Regions from separate parts of the Homo sapiens genome. Here regions 2 and 3 are each linked to region 1. Evidence: read pairs that join two places in POLR2A ChIA-PET (ENCODE). Cell type or tissue: IMR-90. All regions are shown on one strand. Region 1 has its middle 16 kb from the start of LINC02374. Region 2 has its middle 65 kb from the start of FAT1. Region 3 has its middle 100 kb from the start of FAT1.

What was found. Peaks named below come from ENCODE experiments on the same cell type or tissue, not always from the same donor. Only the 100,000 strongest peaks of a DNase experiment are listed, where the experiment ranks them.
Region 2: POLR2A ChIA-PET joins it to region 1 with 5 read pairs; 1 of 35 experiments calls an interaction of 5 or more read pairs at or near these places.
Region 3: POLR2A ChIA-PET joins it to region 1 with 7 read pairs; 1 of 35 experiments calls an interaction of 5 or more read pairs at or near these places.

The regions. Positions count from the first base shown.
Region 1 is chr4:187,214,411-187,222,410 of GRCh38, reverse strand. No RefSeq gene overlaps it. Among named protein-coding and RNA genes, the nearest start is that of LINC02374, 16 kb to the right of the region's middle. In IMR-90, no CTCF peak of the experiment used is centred here; a DNase peak (open chromatin) is centred at 3,380; H3K4me3 peaks cover 365 bases; H3K27ac peaks cover 556 bases.
Region 2 is chr4:186,785,217-186,793,216 of GRCh38, reverse strand. No RefSeq gene overlaps it. Among named protein-coding and RNA genes, the nearest start is that of FAT1, 65 kb to the right of the region's middle. In IMR-90, no CTCF peak of the experiment used is centred here; DNase peaks (open chromatin) are centred at 16 and 3,316; H3K27ac peaks cover 1,905 bases.
Region 3 is chr4:186,820,303-186,828,302 of GRCh38, reverse strand. No RefSeq gene overlaps it. Among named protein-coding and RNA genes, the nearest start is that of FAT1, 100 kb to the right of the region's middle. In IMR-90, no CTCF peak of the experiment used is centred here; DNase peaks (open chromatin) are centred at 4,062 and 7,802; H3K27ac peaks cover 617 bases.

The DNA.
Region 1 (8,000 bases):
GTAGATGGAAGCATAAATATTACCATGAATTGCAAAAGTCAAAATAAAAATGTATGTTTCAACACATTAAAAGTATAAAATACACAAACATGAATACTAGCAAAAATTAAAATAGAAATTTATAGGATGCAAATACCTTTTCTTTTCATGTGCACAAGTATTTTGTTTTTCTACAAAGTTTCATAAGTATCTAATGCAATAGATAATTAAAATTCCCTGACACACTCTTTATCAATAGAAGAGACTTAACGTTATGCGGGGAAGGGTTATCTTTACTTGCTGGTGTTGAGGAGCCCAGAATCAGCTCCCCATCACCTTCGTGTATCCATTTCCCTGTGGATGGCAATTGCTCAGAGTAATATTGACCTCTTGTCTTCCTGAGATCCCAATCTAAAATCTAGGGGAATAAGATCATAAGACACATTTCAGCATTTCCTTAATGAAGGATTTTTCATTAATCATGACAATTGTTATTAAAACAACTAATGACACTGAACATGGAAAACTGTCCACTATGGCCCAGATTTGGGGTAACACCCGGCTAACTTCTCTGGATGCTGTCCCCTTGCCTCGGCCATACCTAACTCACCTCCCCACTTAGCTGTTGGTTATTCTTAAGTTCTAAAGGATGGGATGCAGGCTATACTCTAACAAATAAAACTATTTGTTCCTGGTTGGGCTTCTGCCCTCAAATCCTATCTGGTCACCAAATGTTGGTTGAACTGGTTGACTGTGAAAGCCTCAAGCATTCTACTTGTCCTTTCTGTTAAGGCCTAAACCAGAACTGAAGAGACCAGGCCCTTGCATCACAGTACCTGATCCCAATCTGACTTTTCTAAATTCTCTGCTAAGAAAAGGGGCCTCAAAAGCAAACGAAAGGGGAAAAGAATGAATCATTTCAGACATACTTTTTGAATAATTTCATCGCCGAAGACCCGGCACCTCCTGGAGGCGGGGCTAAAATGGAGCACTGTGCAGTAAACTTGCAAGCTATGTTGTCAGCAGGTCAGGATTCTCCCTGCAGCTGGATTCGTTGGCAAAATATAGTCAACATTTGTCAGTCTGAAAATTATTTTCCAATAATTGTATAATAATATCTAGTGAGTAGTCTAGCAGCATCTCTAAGTTTTTTTTCCTAAGTATTTTATCTTCACCGTTTTTTTTTTTCTTTTTTGAGACAGAGTCTCACTCTGTCACCCAGGCTGCAGTTCCGTGGCGTCATCTCGGCTCACTGCAACTTCCGCCTCCCGGGTTCAAGCAATTCTCCTGCCTCAGCCTCCCGAGTAGCTGGGATTACAGACGCCCACCACCATGCCCGGCTACTTTTTTGTATTTTTAGTAGAGATGGGTTTCACCATGTTGGCCAGGCTGGTCTTGAACTCCTGACCTCAAGTGATCCGCCTGCCTTGGCCTCCCAAACTGCTGGGATACCAGGCGTGAGCCACCACACCTGGCCCATCCTTTTCTTGAACACAACAATTTTAAAGAGACTCTCACAGTGTCTTAACATACTTCAATTTATTAAGACATTTCTATTCTTAAATAGGAGAGGAAGGTAAAAATCAATTTGTGGAATATCTGATTGGGGACTGCATTAAGAGGAAAACTTTAAAATTCTTGTGCAAATAACATTTGCATAAAATTTTTAAAAATATTGTCACTTTTTTCAGACCATTATATTGTTCAGCTGCATAGTTTTTGTTACAACATAAAAATTAGTCAAAGCGGAGAGAAAGCTTAGAACTTGGAATGTAAGTTATGACTTTGTACTGAGAGTTTCTAAGAGAAATTAATTATGTCTCTCTTAATAGAGGGATAATAAGTCTACAGAAGATAGAGAGAAAGGGCTGTAAAATTTTTGATACTTGAGTAAGGTACCTTAATTCCCAAATGAGGAGCCAGTGACAAGTGCCATAAAATCATGGATAACCCAGTAATGATTTGGTGTGAGCTGGCTTTACTCAAGAAGGAGCAAATCAACATGAATAATAATTGAAGATTAGGGGAAATGTATTTAATCACACTTAACATAAAAAAAAATTTTGATCTAAATTATATATTATTCATTTAAATGTGCATTATTTAAATGTACTGGATAGTGATTCTAGTAGACACTAAATATAGTTCTTTCAAGTTTTTTTGTGTCTTAAAAGAGCAGAAAAAGGACATTGGTTTAAATCTCTCAGTTAATCATGCTTTTAGGAGGTCTGGATGTTAATATGAGAATAGCCCAGCTATATCCTTACACTTGGTAGAAAAATATGGAAATTTGAACTATAATTCCCAAAAGATTTAAAAAAGTCCTTGAGATGTAGCCAGCAAAGTACACAAAGATATTTTTTAATGGTCACTAATTTTGTAATTCAATAAAGCACACATTATATCCTCATAACATAAAAGTACTTTACTGATGACATAAGCCATCTTTTTCAAGAAGTTATCTAAGATTCTTAATATCCCTTCTTTACAATATATATTTCATCTTCAGATTTTTTTTCTAAACAAAGTGCAGTGTATCTTAGAGTCTACAGAAAACACACTGGTATACAGTTTTCAAATCTGCACAAGAAACTGCAGGCAAACTAAAGTTCTAAGCTAATGAAATGCCTAGATACAGTCATTTGTTAAACTTTCAAAACAAAAATGCAAAAACAAATCGTAGCTATGCTTCAAAGCAATTAAATTACAAATGTTGTCCTGTTAATTTGTAGGAGTTTTTTGGGAATGTGGAGGTAGTTGGGTAGAAAAATTATTATTAGAACATTTGCTTTTGTTAACAGTATTTCTCTTTTATTCTGTTATATAGTGGATGATATACACAGTGGCAAAACAAAAGTAAATTGCTTAAAATATGTAATGAAAAATGTCACTATATCTTCCCATTTAACATTGTTTTTGTATATTGGGTGTAGATTTCTGACATCAAAACTTGGATCCTTAGAAAACAAAAGTTTTAATTAAAAAAATCCTTATGACTTACAATTTGCACAATAGTTCTTTTGTTGTACTTTATATCTTATTTACAATAAAGAATTTCCTTTGGTTAAAAAAAAAAAAGATATTTTTTAAATGTCAGTGTAAATACATCCAAACTGTCTTTATAGATTTCCAGCAAGATCCGTTTACAGTTTAAATAATAGTGTCCTTTCCAAAAATCTGTTATAACTTCTGAAGTTTGTAAATACATTTCAAAGTTGTACTGAACTGCTCACAAAGGACTAATTAATTACCGAGAACATGGTCTTTACGGCCAAGCTACTCCGCGTTCATCTCGCGGCAGCCACTTGCCACTTGGTAACTCTAGACAACTACGGGAAGCCCACAAATACTAGCCGTTGTGACGATCATCCTTTATCTTGAAAGCGGAGCTTCAGTCAGTCATATTTCACACTGTATGTCAGGGTGGATGGAGAAAGCTGACTGCATTCTTGAGCTTTTCCATCTCCGTTGTTTTCTTTACTGCGGCCAGAGATAAGTCGGAAATATGTTCCCTATGATTTTGAATTTACATTTTTAAGACTCTGTTTATTGGCCGGGCGCGGTGGCTCATGCCTGTAAACCCAGCACTTTGGGAGGCCGAGGTGGGCGGATCACTTGAGATCAGGAGTTCCAGACCAGCCTGGCCAACATGGTGAAATCCTGCCTTTACTAAAAATACAAAAATCTTAGCTGGGCATCCTGGTGCGCGCCTGTAGTCCCAGCTACTTGGGAGGCTGAGGCTCAAGAATCGCTTGAACCTGGGAGGCGGAGGTTGCAGTGAGCCGAGGTCGCGCCACTGCACTCCAGCCTGGGTGACAGAGTGAGACTGCGTCTCAGACAAACAAGACTGTTTATTATTGCCAAAGAGGAATTGGTCTCATTGTTTGCTCCCACGCGTGGCCATTCCCTACGTCTCCCAGCAGCTCTCACCTGTCATGTGCTCTACGTTTAGTTCAACACATGCTGATTCCATGAGCTGCATCTGGAGTTCCAGTGTTAGAATAGGGGCCTTTTTTTTTTTCAGAGAGCAGATAACCAGCAATAACTTAATTTGCCTAATGATGTTCCATGTTCTTAAAGAAGAATCTATTTTCCCTCAGCCTATCACATGTGTCCAACACTAAAAGTGAGCTAATTTTAGAGGACAGAATCTCCTACTTAGGTAATCAGTACATCTATTCTCACGTCTTATTTCTGTTTCTATATTTTTCTTAAGTATTTTCATGTCAACTGCTAACTGTTTGATTTATAAAATTGCAATTTCTGCCAAGAAAATACCAAAGTCATTCCTTATGAACTTTTAGAGGTTGGGTCTGTTTGTAGGTGAATTACGAAAATATTATTTTCAGGTTCATATTGAAATTTAGGTTCTGTGGAATCTTAGTAATAAAAATTATTTACCCTCATAACCTGCACAGAGAACTAAGTACCTATTTTTTTTAAAAAAATTTAGATCTACTTTATTTGACAAAAATTATGCATTTATTAGTTTCATCAGTAATGGTAATTGAGTATATTTGGAATATTTTATTCTATCTGTAGACCCAGACATTTTTAATCTAATTTCATTCATTCTAGTTAATAACAATCAAGTCTTAAGCATATTTCTTAAATTCTCTCCCTTTATGTTCTTAGTCTGTGTATTGAATAAAATAATGTGAAATGTCATAGAACTGTTATGATGATTCACTGAAAAGCTTTGCTCGTTCAATGCTAGTTCCCTCAAATCGAACATTTTAAAACTATTTTCTATAATTAAAATCTTTTTGAACTAATTATAGATTCACATGCAATTGCATGAAATGATACACAAGTTTTGTTATACCTTTAACCAATTTTCCTCAATAGTAACATTTTGCAAAACAATAGTACACTATTATAGCTAGGATGTGAAATTCATACAACCCACAGATCTTGTTCAAATTTCCGATTTTGTTTGCACTTCTTTGTGTATGTATTCACATTTTTATTTTAAAATAATTTTAAACTTACAAAATTTAAAATAATAGTACAAGAAGTTCTTTCTTTTTAAAATCATTTTAAATTAAGTTGCAACCTTATGCCCCATCACCTCCCAAATATGTTAGTATAAATTTCTAATAAATGAGGACATCGTTCTACATAACCATAATATAACCACCAAAATCAGGAAGTCAAATGGGTATATTACTACCATCTAATCCATATAGTTGATTCAAGCTTCACCATTTTTCCAATAGAAAGAATCCAGTTATATTAATATTCAGTTGTTGATATGGTTTGGCTGTGTCCCCATCCAAATCTCATCTCAAATTGTAATCCCTTTGTGTCAGGACCTGGCGGGAGATGTTTGGATCATGGGGCAGTTTCCCTCATGCTGTTCTCGTGATAGGAGGGAGTTCTCATGAGATCTGAAGCTTTAAAAGTGTGGCAGATCCTCCCTCACTCTCTCTTTCCTGCTGTCATGTGATGAAGGCATCTGCTTCCCCTTCCCCCTCCGCCATGATTGTAAGTCTCTTGAGGCCTCCCCAGCCATGCAGAACTGTGAGTCAATTCAACCTCTTTTCTTTATAAATCACCCAGTCTCAGGGAGTTTTTTATAGCCATGTACAATCGGACTAATACAGTTGTCATGTCTGTTTAGTTACCCTCAGGCTGGATTCATGCCTTCTCCCTCTTTACCTGACTGGTGTGTAAACTTGAAACTTTTGAAAATTAGAGGCTAGGTATTTTGTACTGTGTCCTCCTATTTAGGTTTATGTGATTTTTCTTCATGTCCAGATGCAAGTTGAGCATTTTGAGCAGAAATATCAGAGCAGTGATTCCATGTTTTCCTCATTGTGTCCCCTCAGGTTGCAAACAAATGCACTTTGTCCCATTACTGGTGATATTAAACATGAGCACTGGATTAAGGTCATATCTTCCAGGTTCCCTCATAGTAAATCTATTCTCTTCTACCTTTGGAATTGGAAGTATTTTGTGCAGAGGTACCTTGAGACTATCCAAGTAGTTTGTACCTCATCTAACTTTCACCCACATGTTTTACATGCCTTGATGTTTTTGCTGAATTGCTTAAATCAGAGATAAAAGGAAAATATTTTACCTCTCTCATTCATTCATTCATATCTGCATAGACTCATGGATTCCCATCTTATTCAACTGGTTATAATCTGTCACTGTCATTACTTATTTGACAATCAAATGATCCCAGATTTGACAATGTCTTCTCAACATAGTTTTATAATTTCGGGACCATTTTCTTATCTTCCCATACAAAAAGGTGTTTCTGGCCCATCTGTACCTTCCGTTCCCCAGCTCAGGATTCAGCGAGCTCTCCAAGGAGCCATGAGTCCTCTCAGTGGAGAATGGCATTTACAGACCACGGAAAAGATGTGCCGACTGCTCTTGAGGTGTCACTTCTCTCTGACTCTCAGAGGACAGAACTAGGAAACAGATGAATTATATTGCATGTAATTATAGTATCTGTTTATCTCTCTATTGAAATCCACACGATATTTCCATTTCCAGTCCAACATTAACGGGTTCATCCCAGTTTTCTCCTTTTCCATATTGGTGATTCTCGGCACCAGAGTACCAATAAAGGTACTCAACGCCTGTCAAAGCCATCATCTCCCTCAGCACCCTCCGTGGGCATCACCCCGTCACACCCTTTGTGGATGCCGTCTTTCCTCTCCCAATCACCAACAGCCCACGCTGCACCCCTGCCACCCTTACCCTGCCAGGCATCGTTCCCACGGTCCACAGCGGCTGGCAGTGTGACTCCACCATGCACCTAACTCAGACTCTGCCTCCCGCTGCGCAGATGACACCCTCGCCTGAGGGCTGCTCAGCTAAAATAATAATAAGAAAGGGATGGAGGCCGGGCGCGGTGGCTCACGCCTGCAATCTCAGCGCTGTAGGAGGCCGAGGTGGGTGGATCACAAGGTCAGGAGTTCGAGACCAGCCTGGCCAAAATGGTGAAACCCTATGTCTACTAAAAATACAAAAATTAGCCGGGCACGGTGGCAGGTGCCTGTAATCCCAGCTACTCTGAGGCTGAGGCAGGAGAATCGCTCAAACTTGGGAGGCGGAGGTTGCAGTGAGCCAATATGGTGCCACTGCACTCTAGCCTGGGCGACAGAGCAAGACTCCATCTCAGAAAAAAAAAAAAAAAAGAAAGAAAGAAAGAGATGGAGAGGAGGAGAAGGAGGAAGGGGGAGAGAAAGGAAATGAAGGAAATAAGGAAGAAAGAAAGGATTTTGTTTTAAACCAAGGAATATATTTATCTCCATAGAGATACGGTATGATTCTTCTCTTTCTAAGGGAATGTGCTTGTGTCAGGGAAAAAATGTAGGAAATGAAAAAGTTAATTCAGAATATTTAAAATAGGCCAAGAATCATCCCCTGAAAGAGTACAGAGCTATGCGAATTTGATTTTAATTCTCCGTAGCTGACGGCTTTGTGTTTTCTGTATTCTCACATGTGGTGGTACCCAGCACCCCCACAGCCTGTCTCCCATGTGGTGGCACCTGAACCCCCACAGCCTCTCTCACATGTGATGACACTGTCACCCCCACAGCCTCTCTCACATGTGATGACACCTGAACCCCCACAGCCTCTCACACATGTGATGACACTGTCACCCCCACAGCCTCTCTCACATGTGATGACACTGTCACCCCCACAGCCTCTCTCACATGTGATGACACTGTCACCCCCACAGCCTGTCTCCCATGTGGTGGCACCTGAACCCCCACAGCCTCTCTCACATGTGATGACACTGTCACCCCCACAGCCTCTCTCACATGTGATGACACTGTCACCCCCACAGCCTCTCTCACATGTGATGACACCTGAACCCCCACAGCCTCTCACACATGTGATGACACTGTCACCCCCACAGCCTCTCTCACATGTGATGACACTGTCACCCCCACAGCCTCTCTCACATGTGATGACACTGTCACCCCCACAGCCTCTCTCACATGTGATGACACTGTCACCCCCACAGCCTCTCTCACATGTGATGACACTGTCACCCC
Region 2 (8,000 bases), 430 kb after region 1:
CAGAGAGGAGAAACTGAAGAAATCAGCAGAAACCAACAGATGGCAGAGAGGCTGATCCCTGGCTGCCCTCATTGCTTAGTTGCATAAGATACTTCCACCAGCACCATCACAGTTTACAAATGCCATGGCAACAAACCAGAAGTTACCATCCCTTCCATGGCCACCACCAAGAAGTTACCATCCCTTTCCTGGAACATCCTAAATAACCCACTCCTCAATTTGCATTAACCTGCCCCTGAGTTTGCATAGAATTGAAGTGTGTAAAAGTGAGTGTAAATATAGCTGCCAATAGCCCATATGTTGCTGACTCTGGGCCCACTGCCTATGAGTTAGCCCTGCTCCACTAGGAGCAGTACCAGTCAATAAAAGATTGCTAACACTACTGGCATGTCCTTGAATTCTTTCCTGAGCAAAGCCAAGAACCCTCCTGAGCTAAGCCCCTATTTTGGGGCATCAATTCCACGAGTACTTGTGGAGTGCATGTACATGATGAACACTTTTGCACACTGGAGATATGGGAGAGAACAAACTATACAAGATGATCTTCCTCAGGGAGCTTATATTCTAAATATTCTCTAAGTGGATCAATAGCTCAATACTCCAGTGTACCATAGTTAAATACTTCCATACAATCAGGTATTCAGAGTTCATAGCTTCCCGTTGTTACAAATAGCATTAGTAACAATCAAAATGTCTGCCTAGATTTTGAATTTTTTTAGAATGGACATCCAGAAATTGAACTATTGGGTCAAAAGTTTCCGACATTATTTCAAGGAATATATACCTGGTCTTTAAAATAATTCAGTTAGCATCTATCTGTAAAATATAAACATGTAAATGTATATCAAAATGTAGTGAAATAAAGTTTACTGAAAATATTGTTAGTTCATTTTGGAAATTAGATAAAATTATGATTCCTGACACTCTAATTTCTGACCACGTAGAGAATAAATTTAGTCTTTGGTAAAGTATACCTAAGACCTAAGCTAAGCTAATATAGTTCGTTACACTGTCCTCAAAGAATAGCTTTGCACAGCAAAATCTTTTCTGGAGGGTAGAGTTTATGTACAAGTGATGTACTGTGATTGGAGAAAATTGTGTGAATTTCCAATATTCAGATATATGTAAAAGCTTCAAGAAATAATATGTTTCTTGGACACAGTGAGGGGAACAACACACACTGGGGCCAGTTGGAGAGTGGGGAACTAGGGGAGAGAGAACATTAGGACAAATAGCTAACGCATGAGGGGCTTAAAACCTAGATGACAGGTTGTAGGTGCAGCAAACCACCATGGCACACGTATACCTATGTAACAAATCTACACGTTCTGCACTTCTAAAGTAAAATTTAAAAAAAGAAGAAATAATGTGTTTCAAAGCATGAATGACCCATATTAAAAAAATTTTCAGTGTCCTACTTAACCACAGACAACTTAGATTGTGGAATACCACACATTCATGGGTCAGAAAAAAAGAAATTGAACCATGTAGAAATTGAATCACGCCTGTAATTCTAGCACTTTGGGAGGCCGAGGCAGGCAGATCACAAGGTCAGGAGATCGAGACCATCCTGGCTAACGTGGTGAAACCCCGTCTCTACTAAAAATACCAAAAAAAAAAAAAAAAAAAAAGAAAAAAAGAAAAAATTAGCCTGGGGTGGTGGCGGGTGCCTGTAGTCCCAGCTACTCGGGAGGCTGAGGCAGGAGAATGGCGTGAACCCGGGAGGCGGAGCTTGCAGCGAGCCGAGATGGCGCCACTGCAGTCCAGCCTGGGGGACAGAGCGAGACTCCGTCTCAAAAAAGAAAAAAAAAAAAAAGAAAAGTACCATCCGAAGTTGGTTAAGGTGTGGGGAAACAGGAATTCTCATATGCTTCTGGTGAGTGTGCCAATTAGCACAACCTTTCAAAAGGCAGCTACTGATTAGCAACAAGGGTTTGGCATCAGGAAGGCCTGAGTCCCACTTCTGGTTTTCTTACTTACTGGTTATATGACCTTCGTCAATATTTTAAGTCCTTTAAGCCCCTTTATCTTTATTATTATGATTATTTATTAATTTTTGTAGAGACCAGGTCTCGCTGCCCAGGTTACTCTCAAACTCCTGGGCTCAAGCAGCCCTCCTGCCTTGGCCTCCAAAAGTCCTGGGATTCCAGGCATGAGCCACCATGCCCAACGAAGCCTTATTTTCTAACCATCTTTAAAATGGGTATGATGATAACACTCAATCTGAAATGCTGTCATCAAGACTGAGACACAGAGCTCAGTGCACTGTAAGCATTCCTAAGTTTGGTTTTATTATGATCATGATTAAATATTCTGGTTTGCCAATACAAACAAAAGCCTTTAAATTAAACATTAGCTTTTGCCCCAGAAATTCCACTTTTAGGAATTCAGCCTAAAGAAATAATTAAGGACACCCACAATGATTTAACTGCCAGAACATTGTGGAATTCCAGAATCATAATTCTGAACATTGGCTGTGTGTGTTCAGTCCTGGAGCTGGAGCCAGAAGGTACAATGAGACACTGTAGTGACTAGGTCTTACCTGCTGTTCACAGCCTTTCTCTGATTCTAAGTAGAATGAAGAACATTAAATTTCGATTATGAGATTTTATTTGTTTGATGACTTCATGATTTTGATTATGAGAATGATCTGGAATAGCAGACTTGAAATTTAGAAGAAAAACATTTAAAAATAATCTTCTATTTGAAAGTTTTATTGACGCTTTAAGTTTGGGTTTTTTCCTCATCTCCAGTGAAGAAATGCTTTTAACTGACAATAATTAATAACAAGATTAGCCCTAGGAGAGTGTATACTTTGTATAATTTCCTAAACCCCATGTTAAAAATCCACTGGTTTGTTTGTTAAACATGCAGATCCATGTTTTCATCCCAGGCCAGCTAAATCAGAATCCTGGACAGGGGCTTGGAAATCTGTCCTGTTTCAAAGCACCCAGGCTATAGTTTCAGTTCCAGTCCCTGGGAAATGAGGAGCACCAGTCCATCAAGGAGAGCAGTCCAGGTCTTCTCAGGGGGTTGGAAGGTTCAAGGCTGTGGACAGTCATGGCATTATTTGAAAAGAGAAATATAGAAATGAATTATTTATAAAGGAAAATAGAAATAGATTTTTTATTGCACTGTTCTTGCTTTCAAGGATCTATTAGATGACTTGAAATAGTGTCACTTACGCCTGCATCTGTTTCTGCACATGGAGTTTACAGGATTCTAGCAGTGGGTCTTTCTTAAAGAGTTTCATCGACAAAGAATGTTCATATAAGCATTTCATTCTTTGAGGGGCACTTTCTTGTAAACTCTTATATCCCTTACAAAAATCCAGCAGCTGTCCAGCCTAGCTCTGGCAAAGGGTTTCATTTTTCTCTCTCCACTCTCTTCACTGGTGTAAGCCTTACATTTATTGTCAGAGATGAATGCAATTGAAAGATTGGCTTTCAAAAGGCAAATATGGTCCACTCCATGGCAACCATTCTGTAGAGCTGAGGAATCTCTTCCGCATTCTTTCTACATTGTGAATTATTTCTCTTTTAGGTTGTTTAAGATTACAAAAAAAAAGAGTTTAATAATTCATTTTAGCTTTAACATCACTTTCTCAAGCAAGTCAACTTCAAAAAAAAGTCAGAGTAGCCTGTTAGTAACCCAGACTGTCTGATCATAGACCTGTTAACAGAAGGTGGACCTTAGAGACCTGTTAAAAGAAGGCGGACCTTTGCTTTGGTGCCTTCCATAGACAATGCCTTGAAAATCAGGTGTTTAAAGATGACAGTTCAAGAAAGCTCCCGATGGAAGGCAGAGAAAGAGGTAGTAGTTCCAGCAAATATGAAATTTCTTAATTGAACAAAGGTGTAATATGTGCATGGAGGCAACTCATATAATGTTAGATATATGTGTTTTTGTCTATATAGTACGATATGAAAACATATTAATCTATATAATTATTCTGCATATATGTTAAAAAGATTTTACATTAATGACAAAACAATTTTACTTTCAACGAAGTTTTGCTTTTCTTCTATATTCTAATATCCAAAATCCAGGCTAATATGTAAAATCTGAAAGCATGCATTTTTTTAATTCATCTTGGACAACCTGGCACCAACTATCCCAGCCACCCTACCTCATCTCCTGTTTTCCCCAGTCACACCTACCCACCTACACACAAATTGCCCATATGTAAGCAGGTAAAATCTTCTGATGCAATTCTCATTAACTGTAATTCCCTCTCTCCCCTTTCAGCTGTCATATCCAGATCTTAACCTGAGATTCCTCAGCTTTACAAAGGGCATTACGTTTCTGCCCAGTGCCTCCCTCTGTCTCTCACAGTCCAGGCATCCTTGGAGCAGTAGGCCAGCCTCCTAGCCTGGAAGAGTGAGAAGTTCCAGCCAGGGTTCAAAGGAGTAGTAAAACTCCAGGAGAATGTTCTCTGAAGTGTGCATCTGGGAATCTTGGGACAGAGAGATGGCCTGTGGGAGGAAAAGATGAGGAGAGCTAAAGTGGGGAAGCAAGGAGGGGATAGAGCAAAGGGATGGCTGTAAAATGTAGCCACAGCTGGCCATGTGTGCCAAGAGCCTGGCATTAAGCCCCTCAGGCCTGCATGCAGACCACAACCTCTTTAGGCAAATGGGGAGGCTGGGAAGGGACATTTTTTATATGTTCTTACCCAATGCCTTGAGCATTCTTTGAAAGGTAAATTGTTTTCAAAGGCCCCATTGTCCCAATAACCTACTGTTCTCATTTACAAATTTAAAATAAAATAAATATTGGTGTTCCATTACTAAAGAAATTTAAGAAATATTTTTTAACCTGCAAAATTACACTTTGGCATAAGCACATTTTCTATAAAGAGTAAATAACGTGGCCGGGTGCAGTGGCTCATGCCTGTAATCCCAGCAATTTGGGAGGCCAAGGTGGGCAGATCACCTGAAGTCGGGAGTTCGAGACCACCCTGGCCAACATGGTGAAACCCCATTTCTACTAAAAATACAAAAGATAGCCATGGGTGGTGGTGGGTGCCTGTAATCCCAGCTACTCGAGAGGCTGAGGCAGGAGAATCACTTGAACCCGGGAGGCGGAGGTTACAGTGAGCCAAGATCGCGTCATTGCTCTGCAGCCTGGGCAACAAAGTGAGACCCCATCTCCAAAAGAAAAAAAAAGTAAATAACTGTAAATATTGCCTGTCTTAGTTTACTCGAGAGGAATCTCTGTAGCTAACTATTAAATAGGAGCTGCACTAGGGGCAGGGATATCAGGGGAGGTGAAAAAACAGAAAGGACAAGCCAAAGGCGGATGGCACAATTCACTCCAGCAGTTCAGAGAGTTCACAGTCTCAGCGAGGGCCTGCCTGTCTCCTTAGTGATGGAAATGGAAGATAGGCAGAGGCACTTTTGGTATTGAAGATTCTGTATGGCTGGGAACAAAGTGCCTTGACCTGCATTCTGCCTGACATTGCCTAGGCGGGGCCAACTCCTCTGCCCTGCTGGGCCAGTACCACCTGCTGTTTCATGAGATCTGCAACATGCGCACACTCCTTCACATGCAACAAGACACTATTATATGATTCATCTGGAAACTCTATCTCACATCTCTGTCCTGTTTTTGGAGCTGTCTTTTCAACATCTCTCTTCTCCTCCAGCCACCTGAGTATTTTCTCCGTTCAAAATCCAGGAGATCTGTTTTGTGCTTCTCACTCTATCCACTCTCCAGAGACAATCTCATCCATTCCCATAGCTTCACTGATGATCTTTACATCCAAAACATCCTCCCCCAAGTCTTCCTCTTGGAGTTGTCTTGATTTCTAGGCCCTAATGCCCAGCTGTGCACTGGATGACTGCTCTGCCATACCCAGCAGACCCCTCAAACACGATGTCAATAATGGAACTCATCATTGTCCACCCTCCCCAAAGGCTGAGTCCCCCATCTCAGCAAAATGCTATTACTATTGCACTGGGAATTCACCCTGGGCCTTTCATTTCTATTCACCAGACTCATGTTTCTCCTACACACACATCTAAACAATCACTTGGTCCTGTCATTCTGAAGAATTCTACAGTTCTCTATCCCACTGTTTCAAGCCCAGTCCACACTAACATCATCTCTTGCCTCTGTGGAAGATTCTAACTACTGTTTCTATATTATCTTCTGCCCTCGTTAGCCTCCACCCAAAAGATCCAGAACATTCTTTCTGAAAAAGGCAAAACTCAGGTCGGGTGCAGTGGCTCATGACTGTAATCCCAGCACTTTGGGAAGCCAAGGCAGGTGGATCAGCTGCGGTCAGGAGTTCGAGACCAGCCTGGCCAACATGATGAAACCCCATCTCTACTAAAAATACAGAAATTAGCCGGACTTGGTGGCGCGTGCCTGCAGTCTCAGCTACTCAGGAGGCTGAGGCAGGAGAACTGCTTGAACCCAGGAGGCAGAGGTTACAGTGAACCGAGATTGCACCACTGTACTCCAGCCTAGGTGACAGAGCAAGACTCTGTCTCAAAAAAAAAAAAAAAAAAAAGCAAAACTCAGCAAGCCAATTCCCCTCTATAGTATGTCAACACTTTCTAGTTATTCACGGGTTCAAATACAAAAGTCTTAATATTGCATGAAAGAAAGGCTTTGCCTAGCTTTAGCTGAATGTTGCTATTCTCTCTACCAGCATCATTTTCATTTTTCTTTATTGTTTTTAAGTACCAAGCTCCAACTCACCTCAGTGTTTACTTCTATTCCAGATTGTTCTCTCAGCTTAAACCTAACTTCACCTCAACCCTTGCTTTGGCCTGGCTATTTTTTCTTAGCATTGGTAATAATATCATTTTTAAGAAGTAAACAAGAAAACAGAGCTGTGGTTTGAATGTCTGTGCCCCTCCACATTTCATATGTGGGCACCGAATCCACAATGCAACAGTATTAAGAGGTGGGGCCTTTAGGAGTGATTAGGCCATGAGGCCTCCACTCTCCTGGGTGGGATCAGTGCCTTCAAAAGAGCTGGAGGGAAACAGGTAGCCCTTTCTGCCCTTCCACTTTTTGCCACACGCACAGTTTGTCTTCTCCAGAGGACACAGCAACAAGGCACCATCTTGAAAGCAGAGAAAGCAGCCTTCAGAAGACACCAAATGCTGGCACCTTGAGCCAACACTTCCCTTCCCCAGAACCTGAGAACATCAATTTCTGCTTTTTAAGAATTACCCAGTCTCAGGTGTTTTGTTAGAGCAACCTGAACAGACTAAAACAACAAATAAACAATAAATGACTCAAATAAAAAGTGAGCAAAAGACCTTAATAGACATTTCTCAAAATAAGACATACAAATGGTCAGCAGGTATGTAGAAAGGTGCCCAACATCACAAATCATCAGGGAAATGCAAATCAAAACCACGAGTTATCACCCCATACCTGTCAGAATGGCAGTGATTATTAATAAAAAGATAAGTGGGCTGAGGCGCGGTGGCTCATGCCTGTAATCCCAGCACTTTTGGGAGGCTGAGGCAGGCAGAGGTCAAGAGTTTGAGACCAGCCTGACCAACATGGTGAAACCCCATCTCTACTAAAACTACAAAATTAGCTGGGCATGGTGGCAGGTGCCTGTAGTCCCAGCTACTTAGGAAGCTGAGGTAGCAGAATCACTTGAACCTGGGAGGTGGAGGTTGCAGTGAGCCAAGATTGTGCCATTGTACTCCAGCCTGGGCAACAAGAGTGAAACTCTGTCTCAAAAATAAATAAATAGATAATTGTTGGTGAGGATGTAGAGAAAAGAGAATCCTTGTATTCTGTTGGCATGAATATAAATTAGTAAGTCATTATGGAAAACAGTATGGAAGTCGTTAAGAAATTAAAAATAGAGCTACCATATGATCCGGCCATCCCACTTCTGGAGATATGTTCAAAGGAAATGAGATCAGTGTGCTGAAGAGATAGCTGCACTCCCATGCTCATTGCTGAGTTTCTCATAATAGACAAGATATGGAATTCCAAGACACTGAGGAATCAACGTCAGCATCCAT
Region 3 (8,000 bases), 390 kb after region 1:
TATAATAATACAATAAGATTATAGATAATATAGGTAATAGAATATAGATAATACAGATAATGACGGTAGATAATGCCCTATACATACTGCCTTGCATACAGTAAGCATTCAATAAATATTAACTCAATGTTATTTTCATTATCATTATAAAATGGTAGCACTGAAATTCAAACTTGGCTCTTTCTGACTCCAAATGCTATGTTTCTACCTATGCGACACTTAGGTTAAGGGTAAACAAGACATAAAACCCATTTCACATTTATATTATTCCTTCTCTGCTTATCTTTTTTAAAAGACAATCTTTGTTTGAAGGGCAATAGAAGTTCAAGATATTACTGATAAATATGAAAGGTGCTAACCAAAATTCTGTATATTCAATCAGTACTCCATATAATGACATACGAACAAGTTGAAATAAGCAACTATCATTTCCAGCCCAATGTGTTTTGTGCTTTGTTATATTAATATATAGTCTTTGACATGAAACTATTAGGAATGTCGATACGACATATTCAAGACTCCTAGATGTCCATTCTACAAGCCATTTGAGTTTTTTCTCAGTGACTAATACGAGGCATATTAGTAGGCAATGCACGGGCTGAATGAGACATAAAAGTGTGCTTTCGGTGGTCATCTTAAGAAGTGTCACAGGCAGCAAAACGTTGTTTATTTTGAATTTCTCTGGCTGGGTACTAACCACTGAGCCATTATTTATCAAAGACATGAAACTGGGAATCTGTGATGCCCACACCAGCTGTGACATCACAAGCTAAAACTCCCTGAGCCTGAGCAGCATTCTCTTGTCCTCACCCTGCGTGCAGCTGGCCTCCATCCCAACAGCAGCCCTTCTCCACGGCACCCGCTTCACAGGCCCTGCTCTCCTTCTGCAGAGACGCCCACCAGCCCCCGATTCCGTAAACACTCCCAACAGCTTCTGTACTCATGTGTCTTTTCCCCCAGCTCCATTAGGGGCAGGTGCAGCCTGCTTGCCTGATGTCCATCTTTTAGTTTAACACAGAGGTATTGTTTCAGACTTGCTAATGTATGGGGAACACATGCAGTTCAATACATTTGCCAAACAGATTACAGCTTGCTTCAGTTTGGTGTGTGTGTGTATATAATTTTTTTTTCAAATACTGACCCACTTGCACTCTCGAATTTCTATTTTTGGCTTCAGTTTTTTTATAATGGTATGAGAAAATCTTACTACTCATCCGTAAGCATTTCAGAGCCCATGTGTAAGCAGTGTTACCATAGACCATTGCCAGATGACAGGCAGAGGCTTCCTCGGGCACCAGGAGGACAGTGCGGCCTCTAGCAACTCCCTGCATAGGCGAGTTTTAGAAAACATTTTTATTCCATTGTGCGCATTTTAGAAACTTCCTTTATCCAGGAGTGGATTTATCTTTTTATCTGTGAATGAGAAGGCAGAGGAGGTGGTGACAATGAAGAGAGCAAATGTCTAAATGACCAGCCCAGTCATTTCTAAAATTGGGTGTAAAATCTCCCAGATTCTATTAATTTTTTTTCTAAGAGGTGACTTCTTCAATGTCCTAGATTGTGTGTATGTGTGTGTCATCCTAGCCCCTGCTTTGCCAATATTCTCACATGTCTTTATCTCCTGATCCAAACCTCATTTCCAGATGAAACTAATACCATAGGGATTAAAGTGAAAATGCAAGTGAGAATCCACAATACTTTACCAAATGCATAATGATTTTCAGGCAATATATATTTATAATGCCTTATGGTTTGAAGGCAATAAAATAGATGACCATGTTTATGCCTCAGACTCGTCCTCTGAGCAGTATCCTCACTTAGAGCAGACAAGACTGAAGCTCATGAAGAAACTTGCCCAGAGTTATGTAGACAGCATCAGGTAGAATTATATATCACTGACAATATTCAACCATTCTGAGCTGCAATTTCATATAGTTCCACCTGGTAAGGATCCAGAGCTCTCATATTTCCATGCTTGGATTCTTACTATATGTTATCTTTTAAATGCCATAATAAAGGTAATGATTAGATCATTGCTATAAAGCACTTAAAAATAATATTTCTGGCAACTTGTTACCTGCCTCAGCCTTAAAATGAACTTGATTACATGGCCATAAGTTAAAAAGCTTTACACACTAGCCAAGGTAAACAGTGAGGGACAAGAAGGTAAAACAAAACGTTATAGAAGTATGTAGGCTTCATTAAACAGCACAAAACTCTGAGTTTCAGTACGATGGAAGCAGAAATTTCATGAGTCACTCTCTCAAAGAAATAACAGCAAAATAATGGAACTGAAGCCCCCAGATCTGTGAGTGGAATGTTTGTTTTGTGCAGGAAAAAAAGGTAGTTACCGAGTTTCTAAAAATTGGGTTTATTAATTCTTTTTATATGAGTCTTTCACTATATGCCCTTTACAACTTTAGTAGTTTAAAAAAATTATTTTTACTTAAATTCCTGAGATATTTCATTGTTCTATGACTGTATTACTATAATCATTTGTTTATCATTCATGTATCAACTTGATAAATAGGAACACACACATACACACACTGGAAAAAGTGCTTACAATTTGTAAATGAGAAACATAAATCTGGTAATACAGCCTAGGCTACTGTGATGATGGTTACATTTCAACTCAAATTGTATCACCACCATTTCCCAAAGTAAAAAACAGTATCTTTTTATAGACACTGCAAAATAATGGTTTTAAGTACTATAAAATGCTAAATTATAATAATAGAAGATATTACTTCACATGAACAAATAAGAGAACATTTATGACTCAATTTATTAGTTTATAACTCTTAAACAATTTAATTATTAATTTATTAATTAATTATTAGATAAAGGAGATAAAATTCAATGGGATCCTAAGGCTATTGTTAAAATCACTTTGCTAATTTCGAACATGAAAGACAAAGTTAGGAAATAGCTAGTCTAGCCCCACTCCCATTTTGCAGATGAGATAACTGACCATTAGAACACAGATCAAAAGGATTTTACCAGTTCAAAAGTTTACCACATTCTTTGAACTCAATTCTTATCTTCCAGCTTCCTGTATTATCAGCCTCTACCATAATCGGAATTTGTACCAACTGAATCGATAGTAATGAGCAAAACTGAATGATTGTGACTCACTTTCTCACTTTTTCTTCCTTCTTCCCCTAAAAATATAGGGAGAAAGAACCTTGGGGGAAGACTTCTGTATCTCACAGTATTGCAGCAAGAGGTCTAAAACTTCCTGTCATAAAACACGTAAGAGCGGTAGATGAAATATTAGCACCACTCTTATGAATGAATGATTGAACTTGGAAAAAAATAAGGAAAATAAAAAAATTTTTAAATCTTTTAAGATCAGAAACAAAGTCAAAAGCCAGAGTCCTGGGAGGTAAACAGCATTTAAGCCAACAGTCGACCTGGGTGTGTCCACCAATTTCAGGTGACCTTGAATTTTGGTTTTATGTCTGTACAAGGTCTGAGATCCCTGCATAAAACCAGGACTCAAGAAAGCTATAGCATTAATGACAGGGTGAGACAGGTGATGGATAGAACGCCACTCGGTAAAGCTAGACGGCAGTAAACCTATACTATCCCACCTTGGTTCCAGGAGGAAAGAAAGAATATCCCCTCAAAGTACACAGCCAGAGAATTCAGATGGGTCTGAGAATTTATGTGGGCTTGGAGCCTGAAGTATTATTAATATTGAATCCCCAAAGACCACAAGTTAATTTAATTTCAATTTTGATTGAACAATACACACATACAGAAAGGGGCACAAAATAATAGCGAACAAGTTGATGAATTTTCACAAACTGAATACCCCAATATCAATAAACAAACATTAGCAACATACTGGAAGCCCTTTGGGTAGCCCCTTCTAACCACTCTACTCCTTAAAGGGGAACCAGTATCCTGATTTTGCACAACAAAGGTTTTATTTTTGCTAGTTTAAGAACTTGATCTCAATGAAGTCATGCAATATTTACTCTCTTGCATCTGGCTTCTTTCTCAACATTACATTCGTTTAATTCATCCAAATTCCTGTGTGTAGTAGATGCTCTTTCATTCTCATTGCTATACAGTCTTCTACTGAGTATTTGTACCATCATTTCTCTGACTACCCTCGTTGTTGCTGGGTCTTGGCCAGCTTCCAGTGCAGGGCTATTGTGATCTAGGCAGCCATGACTTGGGTAAGCATATGTGTGCCTATCTATCTCTTCCACTTTCAAGAGAGACTGCTGGGTCGTAGGAGATGCATATGCAGCTTTGCTAGTTGGTTCCCATCTGTCTCATTTTACCACTTCTGGTAATCAACCGATATTTTAAATTTAAACAGTAATCCTGCTTGACAGTGCATCCAGATATCTGGCAGAAGCAAATCAAATTCTTCCTAGAGAAACATGCTCTCAACTCAAGCAAATAATCAGAAGAAATCTTGTATAACTATTTTTATATCAAAGTATTTTATAAGGCAAAAAGCATTTTCAGAGAAAAGGAGGATCTCTTTATTATGCCAGAAGCACTGGTGTGCTGGTGAATTGGTGCTCTGAAGGGTGGAGGGAAAGAGCCTTGATTTGTGACACTTGCTGATTTCCATGGTGTACACACTACCACCGGGGGCAATTTCCAGCTTCGGACGTGAAATCTCTAGACACAGAGTTGGGAACAGACGTGCAATCAGCCCTTTCAAGCCAGTGTATGCTGGCCCCACATCACAGCTGCTGGAGACTTCAATCAACCAGCAGCCTATAGCTTCCCTCATCTACACAGCTAATAGTTTAGCTAAAAAAAAAAAAAAAAAAAAAACTACAAGAAGTGGCAAATTTGCCTTTATAGTGGGACATTTTTAATATACCACTCTCTGTGAAAGTAAAAACAAAATATCAGCAAATATATGGAAGATATCTAATGGACATAGATTCCTTCATCTAACTGAAGAATATGCATTCATTTCAGACACATTTACAAAAATTGGTCCATAAAACAAATTGCAAGGAACTATTGTAACACAAACTATGTTTTCTAACCACAATTCAATAAAGATAGAAACTAGTAACAACCACAAAAGGGACTAAAATTCACAAGCATTTGGAAATTGAGAACTGACAGAATATCTTCTGAATGACAGCTCCCATTTCTTGAGAACAAAGTTTACTAAATTCCTCCCCTAAAAAATTTGGTTGCACTGATTTGTTTGTATTATCAGCTATAAAGTTACCGTGTGGCAGAAGCTTAATACTGATCTGCCTGTAATTTCTATATGTTCTAATGGTTCTTACTGTAGAAATTCATGTATTTAAAATATAGGAATATTTTTCCAAACCAAATGCAAATTAGCATTTTGAGCTGGGAGTCTTGACATTGTTTTTAGAAAAGAGAGTAAGAAAAGGCAAGCAACCTTAAGTAAAAGAGGCTGCTCTATCTCAGCCAATCACATGCATTTCCTCCTTCACCAACCTCCCCATTATTGTAATTTTCCCCAAGTTGTTCAGATATAGCTCTATTTTCTTTAATGTTCTTTATTCATTGTCTTACCTCCATAGACCTTCTTAAAAAATTAAACTGCAGAGTTAAGCTCTAGTCAACAGAGGTGACTCCCATCCTTAAACACTGTAAAAATGAAATTACTATTTTCTGTAAATATATCCACCTTTTTTCAATAGTTATTCAGTCACTGCAGCCTGCAAGGTCAATTATTTCCATTCACTCATTTCCTTCACAAATATTTAATGATATAAACTATGTGTTGGATACATCTAGCTGTAAAAATACAATGGCCAGAAAGATATACACTGTCCCAGTTATCATAGAGCTTACTTCGTAGCAAAGACACCCACGATGTGTATTTACTCTTTGATCCCATTTTCTGACATGCAGCTCCTAAAATTCTTAGAATCTCCAAAGTGATGTGAGGGCTGGCAGCCCCCAGGTAGCTTCAGGATGGGGCTGGTCACCAGAAAGACCACAGCCTGATTAGAGGGGGGGACTTTCAGCCCCACCCCCCAATCTCCAGGGAGGGGAGAGGGGCCCAAGGTAGATCACCAATGGCCAATGATTTAATCTGTCATGCCTACTCAATGAAGTCTCCACAAAACCACCGAAAGGACAGGGTTCAGGGAGCTCCCAGATAGCTGAATAACATGGAGATTCCTGGAGAGTAACAGGCCAGTGTGGGTGGGGGGCACGAACGCTCCAGCCCCTTTCCCCATACCGCGTTCTATGCATCTTTTCATCTGTATTCTTTGTAATATCCTTTATAGTAACCAGTAAACGTATTTCCCTGCGTTCTGTGAGCAGCCCTAGCAAATTAATTGCACCACAGGATGGGGTCGTGGGAATTCTGATTTATAGCCAGGGTGGGGGGCTGGGGGGCTCAGAAGTACAAGGAAAACCACTTGCACTTACTGATTGGCGTCTGAAGTCAGGGGCGGTCTTGTGGCACGGATCCTTCACTTTATGGGGTCTGAGGCTGTCTCCAGGTGGACAGCATTGGAACTGAGTTGAATCAGGGGACACTTAGCAGATGTCTGCCACTTCATGTGTGGGGAGAAACCCTTTCGTGTGTGGGAGAAACCCTTTCGTGTGTGGGGAGACACCCTTTCGTGTGTGGGAGAAACACTTTCGTGTGTGGGGAGATACCCTTTCGTGTGTGGGAGAAACCCTTTCGTGTGTGGGGAGACACCCTTTCGTGTGTGGGAGAAACCCTTTCGTGTGTGGGAGACACCCTTTCGTGTGTGGGGAGACACCCTCTCGTGTGTGGGGAGACACCCTTTCGTGTGTGGGGAGACACCCTCTCGTGTGTGGGGAGACACCCTTTCGTGTGTGGGAGACACCCTTTCGTGTGTGGGGAGACACCCTTTCGTGTGTGGGAGAAACCCTTTCGTGTGTGGGAGACACCCTTTCGTGTGTGGGAGACACCCTTTCGTGTGTGGGCAGATACCCTTTCGTGTGTGGGGAGACACCCTTTCGTGTGTGGGAGAAACACTTTCGTGTGTGGGGAGACACCCTTTCGTGTGTGGGGAGATACCCTTTCGTGTGTGGGAGACACTCTCACACATTTAGTCTCATAAGTCTTCTGTGTTGATGATTGTTGTTGAATAACAGGATAGAAAAAGCGCTTTGAGTTTTAGTGTGTTTTTTTTTCCACATAACATTTTATACATGTGTTAAGTAAATTCAACTCAATGTGACAAATCTGTTCATAAATTTTACTTCTTTTCATGAAAAATTACAATATAGGAAAATGGCACATGCCCAAATCTGTATTTACCAAAAATGAACAAACTGCCTTTGTATAGGAATAACTGATAGCCTTTTGGTTTCATAATATATAATCACACTGAATAAAGCTGGAAATCTTTACTTGCTCAGCACAAATGGAGAAAAGGGTCTAACTTTAAAGAACATACAGCAGGCTTTTGAAATATGATCAACGCACTTTATAACTAAAAATGAAGCACCCAGAGAAACAGATGACTCATTCATACTCAAAAATGCATTTTTGTGCCCTTGTGACAGTTGTTATATGGTGATACAATCTTCCCTAGAGAGAACTAGGAGGGTTTTTCCCCCACCCAAAGAGAAAAATCAATTTGCACATACTGGTTATTCAACTGTGACCTATTTGTATAGCATAATTCCCAAGATACTCAATTCACAAATGGGCCCACTTGTTGGATTTGCTGGTTGGAGCCAGTCTTTTAAAAGTTGAAGAAGGAAATCCTCTTGGGGTGTGTATAAAAGGAAGAGAGACAGAATCTAATCCTTCATGGCACACTGGCTGCCTGCCAACCGCTGCAGAGGAATTCAGAAGCACAGAGCCTGGAAGGCAGCCCATCGGGAGGCTGCCTGATGACAGAGAGAGCATCCCATGAGCTGCTGCAGCCCCTCCATCCATGGCCCCCACAAAGCGGGGGCGGCAAGTACCAATTTCCATTTTGACTTCAAGACACCCTGCTTTAAACACTAGGAAAGAGGGAGAGAGATGAAAAATGGTTTGA